Regions from separate parts of the Homo sapiens genome. Here all the other regions are linked to region 3. The links are chromatin loops, found by intact Hi-C in ENCODE. Cell type or tissue: HCT116. All regions are shown on one strand. Region 1 has its middle 120 kb from the start of MIR577. Region 2 overlaps NDST4 (N-deacetylase and N-sulfotransferase 4). Region 3 has its middle 420 kb from the start of NDST4.

The links. Hi-C counts contacts between places; a loop is a spot of excess contacts. Peaks named below come from ENCODE experiments on the same cell type or tissue, not always from the same donor. Only the 100,000 strongest peaks of a DNase experiment are listed, where the experiment ranks them.
Region 1: it touches region 3 in a loop (5-fold over the local background); 10 of 110 quality-filtered maps call a loop at or near these places.
Region 2: a loop joins it to region 3, with 7 times the contacts of the local background. A loop is called at or near these places in 23 of 110 quality-filtered maps.

What each region holds. Positions count from the first base shown.
Region 1 is chr4:114,778,896-114,781,395 of GRCh38, forward strand. No RefSeq gene overlaps it. Among named protein-coding and RNA genes, the nearest start is that of MIR577, 120 kb to the left of the region's middle. In HCT116, a CTCF peak has its summit at 1,471 (motif pointing right); a DNase peak (open chromatin) is centred at 1,506.
Region 2 is chr4:115,089,203-115,091,702 of GRCh38, forward strand. All of the region lies in intron 1 of NDST4 (N-deacetylase and N-sulfotransferase 4), which reads right to left. Among named protein-coding and RNA genes, the nearest start is that of NDST4, 23 kb to the right of the region's middle. In HCT116, a CTCF peak has its summit at 1,471 (motif pointing right); a DNase peak (open chromatin) is centred at 1,519.
Region 3 is chr4:115,536,164-115,538,663 of GRCh38, forward strand. No RefSeq gene overlaps it. Among named protein-coding and RNA genes, the nearest start is that of NDST4, 420 kb to the left of the region's middle. In HCT116, no CTCF peak of the experiment used is centred here; a DNase peak (open chromatin) is centred at 1,468.

The DNA.
Region 1 (2,500 bases), 760 kb before region 3:
AATCTTACAGACACATGAAGTTATTTTAAAGAGATGATAACATCTTAGATGGCAAAGAGAATAATGTAAACAAATGAAATTTTAAAAATCCTCTGCAAATTAACTTAATTCCTTTCACATTTGGCTTTTGTGTTGTCTTAACTTAGATATTTTTATATTGCCTATCTCTTGACAAGTAACTGTGCATATTATTGTTTTTTATAGATTTGTATTCTGGGCTTCATTATGAGCAGATTTTTATCACAATTACAGAATTAGACTATTCTGGGGTTGTCTGTGCACTTAATTTTACCAGTGGGTTTTATATCTTCAATTTTTTTTTTGTTGTTTGTTTGTTTGTTTTCATGCACATTAGTGTTTTCTTCTTTCAGATTTAAGAACTCCCTTCAGTATTTCTTATAAGATCAGAAGGGTGGTGATACATTCTCTCAGTTTTTATTTGTCTGGGAAAGACCATCTCTCTGTATTTGAAGGATAGCTTTGCTGGATTTTGCATTCTTGGATGACAGGTTTTTTTTTCTTTCTTTTTCTTTTTTTTTTTTTCCACACTTTTAAAACATCATCTCACTCTCTCCTGGCCTGTATAATTTCATCTGGGATGTCTGTTGCCAGATCAACTGGAAGGATTTTAAAAAATATGTTATTTGCTTCTTTTTATCTTGCTGCTATTAGAATATTAGAATCCTCTCCTTGTCATTGACCTTTGAGAGTTTGAGTATTACATGTCTTGGGGTAGTCTTACTTAGGTAGAATCTATTTGTTGTTCTCTGATCTTCCTGTACTTGGATATTTATATCTTTCTCCAGTTTTGAAAGTTTTTTGTTATTTTTTCTTTAAATAAGCTCTCTTAGCCTTTTTCTTGCTCACCTCCCTGTTGAACACCAACAATTCCTAGACTTGGTTTTCTGAGATACTTTTCTATATTTTGTATTTGATATTTGTTGCTTTTCATTCTTTTTCTTCTTTCTGCTCTGTGTATTTTCAATTAAATAGGCTGCCTTTGAGCTCACAAATTCTTTCCTCTCCTTTATCCATTTGGCTGTTGAGAGCTTGTAATAATTCTTTTTCAGTTCAGTAAATGTATTTATCAGTTCCAAGATTTCTATTTTATTTTTCAATTATTTCAGTCTCTTTGTTAAATTTCTCTGATAAATTTCTGAATTGGTTTTCTGTGTTATCTGGAAGATCACTGAGTTTCCTAAAAACTGCTAAGTTTACATTTTGCTTAGAGAGCTCACATATCTCCATCTTATTAATCTCCATCACTGGTTTCTTGCTTTGCCCATTTGGAAAGGTCATGATTCTCTGTTTGCTTTTGCTTCTTGCAAGTATATGTCTATGCCTTTGCATTGAAGTATTAGCTATCTATTCCTGTCTTCTCTGTGTTATTTTTGACTTTTCCTGGATATATTTGTTTAGAGTTTCTTTGTAATTTTAGAATTTCCTTTCTTTCTTTCCTGCTAGGTCATTACCTCATATTTGGCACTAGATGGTGGCATAAGCCCAGGTTTGCCTCAGATTTAGTACACAATCAGAGCACTCCCTGCCCTGAATGAGGGAGTTCTCAAAGGGGATATCCTGGTAGTGTGGAAAAGCTTCTAGGAGTTTGTGCCAAGTGGACCTTTGGAATGCACCTCCTATAGTGTGGTGCTATTGAACAGCCACTCTGATCGGATGTTTCCTTTACCCAAGTTATAGACCACCTTTTGTCTCTGACTGTCTTCTGGAGTATTTCTCACTTCAGGCACTGGTGATGTTTCCCATGGGTTGAGGCAATGAAAGGTCTCCTGGTATGGGAAACTGGTTGTCCACCTTGGTCTCACTTTTTCCATTGTAGAAACCGGGAGTTGAGGGAAATTTTTCTGTGTGCTTGGTGCAGGGCAGATTGTGGGGCCGGGCATCACTGGCATAGAAGTTCAGTTCTCTTACCATCTGCTTGGAGTTTTTCTTCACTTCTCTGTGGCTCCAGGAACTGTCTCATCCTCATATTTCAGTTCTGGGATACTGCTGGTGATAATCTCAGTGTTGTATATTTGGTTTTGGTTTTCTGTGGGGAGGAGTGAAGCCAGCTTGCTTTTATGCTGCCATTGTGGGACTGGAAGCTCCTCACATTGCACACTCTTCAATGTTTTGTTACCTCCATGTGACTGCTCTCTAAGGCTTTGTTCTGTCTTTTGCTTTCTAGCTTTTGCTCATCATGTTCTCCAGGCCACTTCCACAGAGTTCCTTCATTTCATTATTTCAACAATTACCTCCATGCTGTGTCTTAAGCTTATCTTTTCACGTGGTATATATTTCTGTTTCCATTTGGGCATTTTCCCATCACCTTTTATTCAAATGTCCAAATCTAAATATGAATTCAATCCCCACAAAATTCTATCTTCCTAACCAAAATTCTAATATGTGTTAGTTTCATCATTATCCTCCTTATGCTTTAGACTTCTTTGCTCATCACACACTTCACCTTAGACTATTTCATATATGTTCTCACCACTTTACA
Region 2 (2,500 bases), 450 kb before region 3:
TCTTCATTTTCTAAATGAAGGATATAAAATGGTTTATATTTCTATTTCCATGTATACACTCATCAGGGAAGATTTGGAAGGATGCTCAACAAAATATTGATCGTCTCTGTTTTGTATTTTCTATATTATTTCATTTTTTTCAAGAATCATATACTAGCTGTATAAAAGCACAAAAATGTAGGATCTTTTAAATGGGTGAGTTTCATAACTGTAAGTTTGCTTCAAACTATAAAATTCTATAATCTTATGAATAACAAGCCTTTCCTATTCATGCCTGTCTCTGGTAGTCTTTCTTCCTCTAAATCTCTGAAGAATATATTGTCCTTATCTTTTTTATAATACCTTTGCATTTTTACATAACTGGTTTATGTGTCTTCCCCAGAAGACTGTGGGTACATTTTCAATAGCCTAATCTATATAAAAAGCTTCTCTTTTCACAATAAGCTACTTAGTTTATTTTCCTTCAAGCATAACCCAATACTAAATTAGACACACAGTAGATTAGTAACAATCTTGAGTAAGTCAGTTAAATTGACGTTCAATGTTATAATGTTTTAATAGTTTTTTATTGGAACAATGATCTCAGAATCAAGCCTAAAGTTTTGAAAATTGGAAAACCAATTGCACCAAATTATCTCTAAGTTTACTGATTATCAACCAGACCCCATTTGTAGTCACAGGATATGTAGGTCTGGAGAAATCTGGATTATATTAATATTGGTATATGTCCCCACAGAATTTATCTATTTATTTATATTAATTTTATTTTTATATTTTGGTAAGCACACAAAATTTGATCTACCATCTTCACCAACTTTAAGTGTAACATGCAGTATTATTGCAGTATTATTTAAAAGTCTCAGCTGATTATTTTTAAATACAATGATAAATATATCATTTCTACCTCAATCATTAATTTTTTATGTTATTTTTAGAAGACTTTTTCTAATGAATTTTTTACTACTCAATCCTTTCTCTTGTATTTCAGAGAAGGAAATATATATTTTTACTAGGCACAAAACACAGCTATAAAGGACCTATAAAGTACCTCTACCAATAGAATAACCTATTCTACAGAGTTATGTTCTTGACTTTAAAACATTTTTAAAAAATGATATTTACACCTAATTTTTATTTTTTAAAAATCCAAAATAATGATAGAAGATAATTTATTATAAGGAATGAATATTTCCTAAAGTTGTAAAATACTCAGCCAAAACTAAAGTGAAAAAGGATCTAATTAAATTACAGAAAGATAACATAATAAAATGAAATAATTTATTCTCAATCCAGTCACCTTTTTTTATAACAGGCCATAAAACAGATTTGTTAATTATATTTGATATTTTTTTCTAGAATTAGGAAATAATAACCTGTCTATCGGTATATCACGTTTATGTGAAAGGAGAAAATAAAAAATTTGATTTTTTTAATGGGTATTTCTGAACACTCTTTTGGTCTCCTAACTTTTTCAACACTAGAGGGCAATATACTCTTGCTTTTATTGCAAAAATAGGCCAACAGCACCTGTTCTCCATTGACAGGTTACTAAACTAAAGAAAGTGTTAACTAGATAAGTCCAGGGAGTATAGGTAACTGGGCTCTCAGGATGAGCATCGTGCTGTTGACATCAGCGAAAGATCAGTGACTCAATGTTAAAATACTAATTTTGCCACAATTACACACCAAATACATTTTAATCAATTCTCTTCTTCACATTGTAATGAACAGCCATTTTTATATTGCTTGTATGGTTCCCTGCTTCTGAAGTTTTATTTCTGTTTTTCAATATACATCTTTTTGTTACTGTTGTGCACAAAAGAAGAAAAAATAAAACATCACCTCTGTTTAATATTCTGCTAATTTTTGTGAACTTTTAAGGTCTAAATCTTTTTCTGAAAGGAAGAGAGGTACAATATCTACAATTCATATATATCTAAAACAAATTTTGATACATCTTGGTTTCAAATTAACATTTGTCCAGTATCATATTTATTTTATTTTAAGTATATACAATAATATGCATTTGTTTTGGCAAAATAAATTTGCTTTTTCATTTTATATTTCTCTGTTATGCAAACGTGTGTGTAATAATTTCATTTACAAGAAATGACAAAATTTCTAAATATTTGAATCTGCTCAAAGGATTAATCATTTATTTTTTAAGAATCCAAAATCAACATAAAATGAACAATATGAACAACTTATATACAAAAGACAAATGTGTACACCATGGTTTAGATTATTTCTCCATCTACTCTTCTTCTCAATTGTGAGGTAGAAAGAAAAAACACAAGAGCTATATTTGAAATAACTTAAAATTGTGGCTACAATTTCCACTTAGAATGGCATTATAATTTATTTGTAAATTAGGCTTTCTGGATACCAACTTCTATTGTTCATAGTTATATTTTAAAGTTGTCACATTATGTGGTTCCATTATAATTTATCATTTACATGAGAATTTGTGAAAATACATGTTCATATGCAGTTGTTTTGT
Region 3 (2,500 bases):
GTGACTAAGTAACTAATTGGGCACACATTATTTTCATTGCATAGAATAGCTATAATTTTATTTAGAAATGAAGTAGATTTTGTATCTTATTATAGCATATTCACCTGGTTTTTCAGTTTCAATTTTTTGTATTTGTGCCCCAAAGATAAATGTGCTATGGTTTTATAGCAGACACACATCAGTTACCACCCCAAAATATAAATATGTATGTCATATACATGTGTGTGGATAAAATTTAGTAACAGCGTTACTCATGTGGCATGTTAACTCATTATTAAGTATGACTTCTTTTACTAAATTTGCTCTTTTTTGCCTGATTTAGCAGAATAGTTTTGTTTTTTAAATCTCATATGCACTTTCATTGCCTAAATTGTATTTATTCAATATATTTTTTCCCTTTTCTGTTTTATAAAGAAGTGCTCAGATACACATATTTTCAAAACATTCTTTGTACCAATAGGGTAAAATATTTACTACTTGATATTTCTGGCAGTTTTATAAAAAAGTTAAAAATTGGTATATTTTTTGTACTGAATGATTCATCAGATAAATGTTTCCTTTTATGATTCCCAACTAAACCAAACTCCAAGGAGTTTTATTATTTGGAAATTTAAGACTAAGGAATCTTTAGAGGTAACTATCAAAAGAGAAAACTTTTTAAAAAATAACATTATTAATGCAAAATATGTTTGAATGTTTACTAATTGCCAGGAACTGTTTAAGCAATTTATGTGTATATCTTATTTAAATTCTAATGCAACTTTACCACCTTATCACAAAGTAAGCTTAACAAATTAAATTTAAACAGAGAAAGAGACACAGAGAGTAAGAGGTGGTAAGAGATTTATTTAAATTTCCCAATGTTACACAGCTACGAATATGGCAGAACAAGAACTCAAAATCACACATTTTGATACCGGAGCTTGAGCTCCCATTATTGAATTTACCTACTGCTCAAGATAAAAGCAAATGAAAAGGAATGATATATTATTGATAATACTAATGAAGCTTGGAAATTTTTTGCCCTTAATCTGACATTGGATCTATCTTTAAAGTTAGAAAACTAACTAAAATGGCCTAAGTTTCATGATGGAAATGTAAAACACATATCAGAAACATACTTTACTGGGAGAGAATATATGCTGTTTTCTCTTGTTATGAGAAACATCCACTTGATAATCTGTAAGCTTCCATTTTTAAGAAGCTCAGAAATGCATATAAATTTGTAAAATGAGCATAAACTGTTAGAATTATTACTGCTGTGTTATATCTGAACTCAAAAATAAGTATTCCTGGTCAGTGCCCCATACAACCTCAAAATGTACGTATTGTCTTTATCATTTTAATCGACTCTTCCAATGCTATTTTTCTGCCTTTAGAAATAGAATAAAGGAATGCACTTATTAATAAAGGGATTTTAAAGTTGAGTCTTTTGGTGCCACCTTCTGGCATAAATTATTGCATAAAGTATTTTAAATTATAAAAATGTCTAATGGTTAAATAAGTTAAATTAGATGGTTTTATGTCTAAGAAAAGACATTTCTACTTTAAGGTAATTTACTTGCACTGAAGTCAGTATAGAGAAGGAAGATTTGAAACTGATTTGAACCATACAAAGACAATTATTCAAAAACCAGTATAATTTTTCGTATGTAATAACTGTAAATAGAAAAAAGAAAAAAGAAGAAACCAATAGGAAATGGTAGTAACATTAAACAAACTTTATTAATCTATTAATTTTATTAACTAGATATTGGCAGGAACGTTAACAGTTTTTTTTTTTCCTGAGCAACTAAATACAGGACTCAATACCTTTAATTGTTATTTGAACCAATTGCATTTGATTCATGACTTTAGTTTTTACAAACTACTTCATACTCAGGTTATTTTGTTTCATTAGTATTTTATTTATTGCAAAGTTTAATATTGTGCTATTGTATTTACCACACATTGTGCTGATAAAAATAGAAAAACAGTTTCTAGAAGTAAAGGTGAGGTAAGAAAATTCTATATAATCATGATGACCTATTTTTTCAGTAATCCATTAAATATTGAAATATTTATTAACCTGTCAATCAAGCTCTAAGTTCACTGAGATTATATTTCAAAATTATTTAAAGTCTCCCTTTTTTCCTTCAGAAGAAGCAAAGTGTATAAATACATACACACACGTATATGAGTGAAACCTCTCAACTATATACATGCATATGTTCCTGACCTAATAAACCACGTTTTGCCAGAGTTGCCAGGGGTGATTTGAAAGTTGCTGAAATGTTAATTTGGTTGATACCGATTGAACAGAACTTAAATGTAGACTATGTTCTATTCCACTTTAAAGCAAGTAAAAAAAGTAAATTTTTGTGAATTACTTTGAAATTTAGTTTTCATGAACTCAACATACCCTGAAAATGAATTTTGACATACTACCTGAAAATGAATTTGACATATCACAATCACACAGTTTTTTTCAAAAATAAGCTATTTAAGTAAGGAAACACCT